Linked DNA regions of Mus musculus: region 2 is linked to region 1. Evidence: chromatin loops called from intact Hi-C (ENCODE). Cell type or tissue: left cerebral cortex. All regions are shown on one strand. Links, peaks and the distances in the headings refer to the core of each region. The heading gives the core; the rest is flanking DNA.

Evidence for each region. A loop is a pair of places that touch in the nucleus more often than their neighbours do. Peaks named below come from ENCODE experiments on the same cell type or tissue, not always from the same donor. Only the 100,000 strongest peaks of a DNase experiment are listed, where the experiment ranks them.
Region 2: a loop joins it to region 1, with 2.3 times the contacts of the local background. A loop is called at or near these places in 5 of 42 quality-filtered maps.

What each region holds. Positions count from the first base shown.
Region 1 is chr16:65,127,170-65,132,597 of GRCm38, reverse strand. No RefSeq gene overlaps it. Among named protein-coding and RNA genes, the nearest start is that of Htr1f, 24 kb to the right of the region's middle. In left cerebral cortex, for the core only: no CTCF peak of the experiment used is centred there; a DNase peak (open chromatin) is centred at 3,002.
Region 2 is chr16:64,926,847-64,932,274 of GRCm38, reverse strand. It overlaps Htr1f (5-hydroxytryptamine (serotonin) receptor 1F), which reads left to right. Exons shown (of 3, transcript NM_008310.3): 3 at 5,306-5,428. The coding sequence starts at 5,348. Among named protein-coding and RNA genes, the nearest start is that of Gm33971, 55 kb to the right of the region's middle. In left cerebral cortex, for the core only: no CTCF peak of the experiment used is centred there; a DNase peak (open chromatin) is centred at 2,438.

The DNA of each region.
Region 1 (5,428 bases), core at 316-5,315:
ACAGCTGGTGACTATCAAAGATCCGCCTCTTTGCCTCCACATTAATTGCAAATAACTTCCATCTGAAACTGGAAATTGCTATACTTTCATAACCATTTAAAGCTGGTCCAAATGGCATATGTGGTTGCCACAGACTAGGTTAAAAAGCTCATATTTCCATTGAAATGTTATGTGCTAATCATCTGAAATTGTATATGATAATCACAAACATTGCTCCACCATGCCAACTTCTCTAATTGTGTATCAAACCATTTCTAAATTGTATGCTGCTATATAAAGAATAGCACAATAGAGATAACATTGATCTATGTAATTAGTGATTTACAATTTACTACAAATTAAGTAGAAGTTATTTTACCTTTATTCTTTAGACAGATGTCTCTAAATATTTTATTTACAAAATTAGCTGACTACCATCATTTTGGACGCATAAAACCTAGTCCAGGATAAGGTATTATTACAAAATCAGAACTGCTACATTTATGAAGTCACAATGTTAGATATTTTTATATTACCATATGAGCCATTCTAAATTTTCTGATATAGTATGAAAAATAAAAATTTACTTTTTTAAAAGTATTTTACTATTCAAAATATACTTGAAACAATAGGTTTAATGAAGAGGCAGAAACACATGCTCTTTATAGAGTTGCTTCCTTTGTGCAGAGTAAAGCAGATTGTAAAGCAAAGCCACATCTTAGAGATACATTGTGTAGATCTAGGCATTGTTATCCCCGTAGAAAGGATCATGTCACCTAATCACTATAGAGAAAGTGAGCTCTGTGACAAAGAACAGAGATTTCATCAGTGTGAAGGGAAGAACACAAGAGTAGAGAAATTAATATGTTGAATGCACTCTAGAGACACTCACATCTTATGATGAAAACTTTCCTTGTTTTTTTTGTTTTGTTTTGTTTTGTTTTGTTTTGTTTTGTTTTAATCACAGGAAGAAAGGCCAGAGCCATGTTAATACGCAAGAGGTAGTGCCAGGAATGCTGTGCCCATCTTTATGTTCGCTAGCAACTCACTTTCAGGCTTCATCAAGCTCTTGTGGTTTAACCTGTGGTGTTCCCTGAAGACTGAAGCTCAGTTACCTAAGCTGGTGAGCTCCAGGGAGGTGGTTGGATTCTGAAGGCTCAATCAATGTATTAATCCTTTAATGAATTCATAATATGGTGAGATTATTCTGGGAGGCAGGAACAGTAGGTGCCCAGGAAGGGGATCCTTGGTTTCCTCTCTGCCTCAACTGCCCCCCAACCTCCCACCCCCACTCCAGCTTCCATCACCTTGCTCTGCCTCACAACAAGCCCAACAATAAAGCTGAGAAGTGTGTGCTGAAACTTCTCAAACTGAAAGCCAAAATCTTTCCCATCTTAACACACAGATCAGAATCCACCTTAAAAACAAAAACAAAAACAAAACAAAACAAAAAAAAGACAAAATCCTCAAATGATCCTTGTGAATTTTAAAGTTTAAGAAACACTGGGCTAAATTTTGTCCTCCCCACGTTTGAAAGGCCAACTTATTAGTTCATTAAAAGTTACCTCTAGCAAGGATTATAACAAAAGGAAAAGATGAGGAACACCAGAAAATGAAATGTTGATTGCACAAATAATCCTTTTGATAAATACAAGAATGTGATTTTTAATAATAAAAAAAGGAGCAAACAGTTCTCGATGACCCAGTGTATTTAAAATAATAAAAATAATGCTTAATATTTAATGAGAGTTTCCTACATTTCCAACACTGTCCTCAGCTCTGCATATGAATTAATTTACTTACCATTTATTATTTAGCTTCATTAAGCTCATGCAATGGAAGGAATGCTATTTTAATTGAATAGATTAAAAACATAAGAAGTTGAATAAATAGACCAAATTAAATCACGAGATGAATTGAGACTATTTTAAAATCCAAATTCAGGTAATGGCCTTTCCTACCAGTTCTAACAATAAAGAGCTTAGGTAATTGTTGCATTTTACAGTCCCTTGGCTAAAATGATTCTTGCTCTAAAAAACAAACAAAACACCACCAACAAAAATTATATATTCTTTTCTTTCCTTGTAATTGAGTCTCAATAAAAAGTTAAAGAAACTCCTTCCATGGATATTTTATTCCCTATTCTAGGGAGGAATGAAGTATCCACGAGTTGGTCTTCCTTCTTGATTTTCCTGTGTTTTGGAAGTTGTATCTTGGGTATTCTAGGTTTCTGGGCTAATATCCACTTATCTGTGAGTGCATATCAAGTGACTTTTTTTGTGATTAGGTTACCTCATTCAGGATGATATCCTCCAGATACATTCATTTGCCCAAGAATTTCATAAATTCGTTGTTTTTATTAGCTGAGTAGTACTCCATTGTGTAAATTGCGACATTTTGAGGGACATCTGGGTTCTTTCCAGCTTCTGGCTATTATAAATAAGGCTGCTATGAACATAGTGGAGCATGTGTCCTTCTTACCAGTTGGAACATCTTCTGGGTGCATGCCCAGGAGAGGTACTGCTGGATCTACCAGTAGTACTATGTCAGTTGTATACAGAATGGTCACATCTACCAATATTAAGACAATCTAAAATAAGAATCATAAATGATTATGAAGCATTAAAGGGGAAACTTTCTGGAAAAGGAAACAATTACTTAATCGACAGCAAAACTGTCTCTCAAAGTCTCATTCCTACAGTTGCATTTTATGTTACTTAGGTCTTTAAAGAATGAGGCAGCCTATATAGATCTCCATATTGTATTGGCTCCCCCTATTACAAATATACTCAGGGGAAACTCCAGACTACAGCATTAGCCACCCCAAAGAATACAAGGTGAGAAATCTTGAGAGTGTAAGAGAGCCTCCCCAACCCACAGACTGCACAGTTAAGTGTGGTCAGCAAAGTATCAGGATACAACAAGAAGACAGCTTCTAGAAGGAAAAAAAATCCCAAGGAACAACTGGGCGCTTCACAGAATCTGGTTCAACGACATCTTAAATAGAAACACAAGACACCAGTTTCAACTTTCCTCCCCCACCTCCACCTGGCAGACTCCAATTATAGAAAACCCAGAAACAAGCTGCTCCAACACTTCATCTTTTTTTTTTTTGGCTCTTTGTGCTTTTCCCTTCATGAATGAGCCAACAAGAGTAGTGTCTACACTAGGAATAGCCTCAAATAAAGAAGGAAAAGGTATCCAAAACAACAGATGCATGTAGTGCAACACAGGAAAACAAGAAAGATGAAAATAAAAGACAACATGGTATGTACAACAAATCTTGTCCAATTACTGACTCTAAAGTCTTACTTCTAAAAATGATCAGTGATTTCAAAGAAATCAAACAACCAGATGAATGAACTAAAAAAAGAATGAGAATAAAATAAACCAAGGATGTAGGGAAGTAAGCAAAATTGCAGAAGAGAAACTTGGGAACAAGGATAAAAAATCCGGGGGTTGGGGGAGAGAGGAAGGAAGGAAGGAAGGAAGGGAGGGAGGGAGGGAGAGAGAAAGAGAGAAAGAGGGAGGGAGGGAGGGAGAGAGAGAGAAAGAGAGAGAGAGGGGGAGAGAGAAAGGAAAGAAAGAAAGAAAGAAAGAAAGAAAGAAAGAAAGAAAGAAAGAAAGAAAGAAAGAAAGAAAGAAAGGAAGGAAGGAAGGAAGGAAGGAAGAAAGAGGAAAGGATTTGTTAGAAAAAAATCAAAGAGAAATGTTGGAAATGAAAACCTCAGCTAATCAAATAAAAACACATTGAGAAGTATTTCCAGTAGACAGACAGAAGCTAGAATATTGGGATGGAAGACAAGGCTAACAGAAGACTCCTTTTAGAAAGCAATAAAGAAAAACCCTAGTTCTAAGAATTGTGAAATGATCTTATAATTATAAATGTTGAGATTCTGTGGTGTAGAAGATGCAACTAAGATTTATTTTTAGTGTCATAGAAAATCTATTTAATGAAATTATAGCAGAAAGTTTCCCAAACCTAGGGGAAATTCATGGGCATTTAAGGCCAAGAGGTATTTATAATCTCAAATAGACATCTCCAGAGAAAATCCTCTTCACAGCACATTACACTCATCTTGCCAAAACTATAAAACAAAGAAACAATATTAAAGACTCCAAGAAAAAAATGTGAAATAATTTACAATGTCAATTCATCAGAGTAACTTCAAACCTCTTAGCAAAAGACCTAAAACCCAAGGTTTCATATCCTGAAACTAAATAACTGCTGAGCAAAATTATCTTTAAAATCAATGGTGAAATAAACATATTTCAAAAATAAGCACAGATTAATGCAATTCACAATCATCAAGCTAGCATTGCAGAAAAAATAAATAAATAATTGAATCCTACATAAAGAAGAGAAAGAAACATTTTTTTCATTACATGAACATAGGAAAGAATAAATTCCATTCCAGAAAGGATGCTAAGAAAAAAAATCGATAGAGAAAGTATGGTAAAAAGACCCTGAGACCAGCATGGGAGTCAAGAAGCAGACTGCTGGCAGGTTCTCCACAAACAAGAAGCAGAGATAGAAAACAGGAAGTGGGGACTCTGCAGTCAGGAAGCAGAGACAAAAAACAGGAATTGGGGACTAGTCTATAAAACTTCAAAGCCAACTCCCAATAACATACTTCTTTCCCCAAGACACTATATCCCAAAGCGTCCATAGCCTTCTCAAATCACATCATCAACTGGGAACTAATGTTCAAACGCAGGATCCAAAGGGGCATGATTATCATTCAATCTGCAGCAATCAAGAAAAGAACTAACAAAAAAAATACAGAAATCAGAAAATTACTCTCAATAAAAATCCTATATATGAAGTCCTAATTCTTCAGTTATACATAAAGAACAGACTACCTGATTGAATTAAAAATAAAATCCAACTATTTATTGTTTAGAGAAAAAAAACACATTCCTCAATGTCAAAAGCACACATTGACAGAGTTTTTTTTTATTTTTAATAATAAAGTCAATATATCCAGAAAATAGAAACCAAAACTTAGTCAGACTAGTTATATTTGCATTGGGTAAAGTAGACATCAGAACAAAACTAGTCTAAATAAATAAATAAATAAATAAATAAATAATGAACATTTAAAAACCTGTAAATGTACATGTATAATACATTGTTGTACTCAATAACATTTTTTTAGAAATACAAAAAGAAGAGCCTTGTGGTTTCTGTCTGTGCCCAGAGCTGATCATGTGCCACAGTGCTCCATACCCAAATCCCTATGGGAAAGAGCTGGTCTCCCAGGAGTGCAGACATGCCTGTGATAACAGGTAAGACCACCACTTCTGCTCAGAGGGACCTGCCCAGGGCCCTCAAGACACAGGATCTGAGGAGCAGCCTGGGACAAAATCCTTCCGGTTTCCATTTGTGCCAGCAGCTGATCCTGTGCCAAAGTGCTCCGTACCAAAACCTCCTGGAGAGAACTGGTCT
Region 2 (5,428 bases), core at 86-5,085, 200 kb after region 1:
GAGTTGTACTGCCAGTAAAAGATTTTAGAAAGCAGTGTGAGTAATTGCTGCTATTTCATGTAGCAGCATGTAGTACTCATGGAAATCTGGCCATATCCACACTTTAAACATTCATCCTATGGAATATTTCCTTCCACTTGAAATCACATCTGATACATAGCAAAACCTTTATTTTATAGAAAAATACTTTAGAGAGCCCATGAGTGGCATGGATCTGTGGAGGAATGCATCTCTCTTGGAGAGAATGGTAGTTAAGAACATGTGTTTCCTCCCCCTCCTTTAAGATCACTCCCCCCGCTCCCCCAAACCAATGATTCTAGATTCCTGGATTCTACAGACATTCCAAATCAAATGTACGTATCTAAGGTTAGCTGTGTTTTCAATTTAGGGATATTTGTGACGTTTCTGTGCCTTTGTTTTCCAATTTATGAGGAAACATAGTGACTGCTTTCATCTCATGGAGCAACTTTAAGAAAATAAATGCCTTGATATGTGTAAAATAATATAGCACAATATTGTTATTATTAAACTAATTTAATCCAATATGTAGGTTTTTATATAGGTTTTCATATAAGGTCTTGATAGACTTGACCTTACAGTCTTGCCTATTTATAATGCTATTATGAAAACTATTTGTGGCCCTTTAAGTTGCCCCTTCTTAGAATTGGAAACAATCACCCATGGAAGGAGTTACAGAGACAAAGTTTGGAGCTGAGACAAAAGGATGGACCATCTAGAGACTGCCATATCCAGAGATCCATTCTATAATTAGCCTCCAAATGATGACACCATTGCATACACTAGCAAGATTTTGCTGAAAGGACCCTGATATAGCTGTCTCTTGTGAGACTAGGCCGGGGCCTAGCAAACACATAAGTAGATGCTCACAGTCAGCTATTGGATGGAGCACAGGGCCCCCAATGGAGGAGCTAGAGAAAGTATCCAAGGAGCTAAAGAGATCTGCAACCCTGTAGGTGCAACAACATTATGAACTAACCAGTACCCCGGAGCTCTTGACTCTAGCTGCATATGTATCAAAAGATGGCCTAGTTGGCCATCACTGGAAAGAGAGGCCCATTGGACACACAAACTTTATATGCCCCAGTACAGGGGAATGCCAGGGCCCAAAAATGGGAATGGGTGGGTAAGGGAGTGGGGAGGAGGGTGTGGGGGACTTTTGAGATAGCATTGGAAATGTAATTGAGGAAAATACATAATGATAAAAAATATTTTTAAAAAAAACCTATTTGTGTATGACCTCATTAATTATTCACAGAAGAAAATAAATTAAACTATTTCCCTAAGAGCTGATAGTTTAGCCTAAGGACAGTAAAATTAGAAACAAAGCAAACTCTAGAATGTAAATAACCATTAGATTGAAAATATTATGTGAATTAGGAGGTTTTTAATGTACCATGTGACTAGATCATCAAGTTGTCGATTTCTTATGCTGGCTGAAGTGTAAGAAACTTTTAGGTTTTGACTAATGAGACTGCAGGTCTTCATAGACTAATTTTCCCCAGTAAAGATATTTGAAATTCAGAAAAAAACCTGTGTTGAGGGGCAGAAGTGACACCTGTGGTGTGCTCTATGTCAGGTAACCAGTCGGTGTCCCTAACAATACAAGGACATAGAGTGGAAACCTGAATAGGAGTTTGGATGAAGAGTCTAGTGAAAGGCTGTGTTTAAATTGGACAAAGAAAATGTTTTGTTGTACTTCTGTGTATAGGTGTCAGGAAAAATAAGAATAAAGGAAATTAAAAACCCAACTGTGACTAGCTCCACTCATTTTCCTGTCTTCTTTATTGTCTATGAATATCACTCTAGAAGATGTATTAGTTTTCTAGATTTAATATTAGACAGGGTTCTGGTAAACGGCAATATAATTTGCTTGACATATTTATAATTCATATTTATATGTCACATAATTATGAAATATGACCAAGGTTTAAGAGGAGTTTCTGGCATTGAGTGCCATTTTGTTAAGGGTCATGTAAATGTTACAGGGTGACACAGAGAGAAATCAGTTGACTTATCCAACAACTCTCCTAGTTTTTAGCTGGTCCTCTTTCCTATGGCATTCTTTTATGAAAGCCTATTTCCAGACAGCTTGTCTCATTTCATTTTCTTCTCAAAATAGAATTGCAGAGTAATTTCTTATGGCAAAAATTGTGTATCAGGCAAACTAAAACGGAAAGTTATCCTTGCTTATAATACAGTAAGTGTCAGTAGCTTTAATTCTGTTCTCTTAATATTAAGTAAACAGCATTGCAAAGAAATTAATTTACAAGCTATTCAGAGGCCTGAAGAGATGGTCAGTAGGTAAGATCACTTGCTGCATAAGCATGAAGACCAGAGTTCAAGTGTCAGCACTTTTGTAAAAAGCTTGATATGGCTGAACATACATATAACTCCAACACTGCTGGAGGCAGAAACAGGATACTTGGGGTTTTCTGGCCACTAGCCAAGCAGGAAGATCCAGGTTCAATGAGACCCTGTCTTAAAGGAATAAGGTGGAAAGTGATACACTAGGATACCCCCTCTGGTCTCTGAGCACACTGTAAGAAACCATGCAGACAGACAGACAGACAGACAGACACACACACACACACACACACACACACACGGGTGTGTGTGTGTGTGTGTGTGTGAGAGAGAGAGAGAGAGAGAGAGAGAGAGAGAGAAACAATTTTTAATTGAATCTATAGACATATGAAGAGAGAATGGCATAAATTGGAGAAAAATAACAGAAATTAATTAATTAATTTGTCATATTTCCCAGATGTGGCACTGGATTTGGAGTAAGTTCTTCATAAAAGAACACTGACCTTTCAAAAATTGTTTGCAGGGCGAATACATAAGAATGCCAGGGAGGACCTGCAAGACAGCTGGGCAAGTAAAGGCTCTTGCCAACAAGCCTGTGAACCATAGTTTGCTCTCTGAATCGCTTGTGGTGGGAGGAGAGAAAACTGACCCTTCAAAGTTGACCTCCATCCGTGCATATGCCATGATATGCATGATCATGCACACAGAGAAACACACACACCAACAAATGTGAAAAATAAAATTTTTGAACAGTTTTTTAAAATGGCATTTGCCAAAAAAAGAAAGCAAGAAAGAAAGAGAGAGAAACAAAGAGGATGGGAGGGAGGGAGGAAGGGAGGGAGGGAGGGAGGGAGGGTAGGAGTAAAAGGTCATGTGTTACTAAAAGTACATACAAGGCCTTCGTGACTGTTCTGGTCATGCCTGTGAGTTCTCTACACCTGACTCAATATTCTCTCAGAAAAGAATATAAAAACCTAGGATAAATTGGAGGGGGGAAGACGTATATCCCTAAACAGGAAGAAACACACTGAGCCACCAATGAAAATAGAGACATATATAACGGAAAAATTAGTGAGAGGTCATTTATTTAAGAGTCTCCAATAAGTAAGAATGTCAAAAGAAACATTTTGAAGAAATTTTGAAATACTGTAGATGCTATCATTTGAGAGAAGGTTATAGATGCTATAGCCCTGAGGGGAAAATCAGAGATTTATTGGAAGCAGCCAGGTTGAATAAAACCAGAGGACACACTTTCTGATGTGCTAATATCAGTATCACCTGGGAATGTGTCAGAAATGTGTATTTTAGAGCCTCACACCAGACTTACTGAATCATAAACTTCAAAGTTTGGACCCTGGAATATGGCTTAACAAGCCTTCAGTGTGATTCTGAGAGTCATTGAGTTTAATAACTTCTAGTTTAGAATTTCTAGAGGCAGAGGGATTTATATTCCACTGTTTTCTTTGACGTGTTTTAGTTGACCTGTACAGGTGTTATGTAGCTACGGGACATCTTAGTTGTTCTTCATGGATGGGCATTGTGTAGATATGAAACAATTTCTCAACTACACAATGGACAATCACTTATGTAGATGGTGGGTATTCATGTATTTTCTGGCATTCAATTTCCTTAGCAGCAGTTGGCTTCATGAACACCTGCAAGTCAAAATTACATTTCGTACTGGTACCCAAACACAGGCAGATAGAAAACTGCATGGCAAATATATGATCATTTGCATCCTTATAAAATACTGAACATATAAATATTAAAAAAATATTTTAAATATTATGTTAGCAGTCCAGAAATATCACCACCTTGAAGTAAATATAATGCTAAAATATGCTTGTAAAGTAGCAATTATAACTAGGGATAGAAATATCAGATTCTAATGCCTGTCCATCCATCATTGAGATACAAGTAGTCACTAAAAATTATGAAAGCAAAAAAAAAAAAAAAAGAGTAATGGGAAATGAAGAAATGGCTTGTAAAATAAAATAATATTACTCATGTTTGGGTTGAGTTCACTCCAAATACTGTTCTTTGACTCCTTCAGTACAGGGACTCAAACCCAGGGCCTTACATGCTAGGCAAGTGTTCTACCGCTGAGCTACATCTATTCCTAGACCTTATTTGACTTCCAATTAAATTAAATAACAGACTAAAGCAACAATGATAAACTATGGATATAGGGTCCTCCTTAAACAGCAATGTAATGTCATCAATGCAGCAGCGATTTACAAAGAAAATAGCATGACTGTCAGGGAACCAGCCTCTATGAGCTCTCCTAACTGGCAGTTCACTTGGTAAGAGAGCTATTTGGTCATGTATGCTATTGTCATAATGAATAATGTCCCTACATATTATAGTTATATGACTCCAACTAATCTTATTTTGTCTTTTCAAACCAAGTTAACTACCACGTCCCCAAAGACTACTAACATTTTTCTAATATTATAAAATGCCACATATTTTTTTTCTTCTTTCTCTCTAGGTAGCCTCTACATTATGGCATCAAATACATTACAAATATCCATTATAATGTTATCATGTAACTTTGAATTAAATACAAATATATTTGCCATTTTTAAGTGCTGTCTTTAATATTCTCGTGGTATATTATAAAATACACAAGTGCAAAATATTAACATGCACTTTTCAGCATAGCATCTGCTGTAGACAAAAGGAAAAACAGAGCAAATATACTGTTGAAAACAATTTCATAGCCATGGGGAAATTATTATATAATTGGTTAGTTTACTCACAGAAATTGCTTTATGTGAGAAAATTTTAATAAATGTTTTCAAAGTTACAATTTGTTACTTTTTGAATTGGATTTCTTAAGTTAGAAAAGTATGAACTCCAAGCTTTAGTCCATAGAACACTCTAAGAAAACATGCACATATTCTTTTTTCTCTTCTAAAAAGAAGAGCACGATACTTGAAACTTTCTCTGAACTATGTTTCCCCCTCCTTTGTTACAGGTATTCATTTCTTCAACTATATTAACATTTTAACAAAAAAAAATGGATTTTTTAAACGCATCAGACCAAAACTTGACCTCTGAGGAACTGTTAAACCGAATGCCATCCAAAATTCTGGTATCC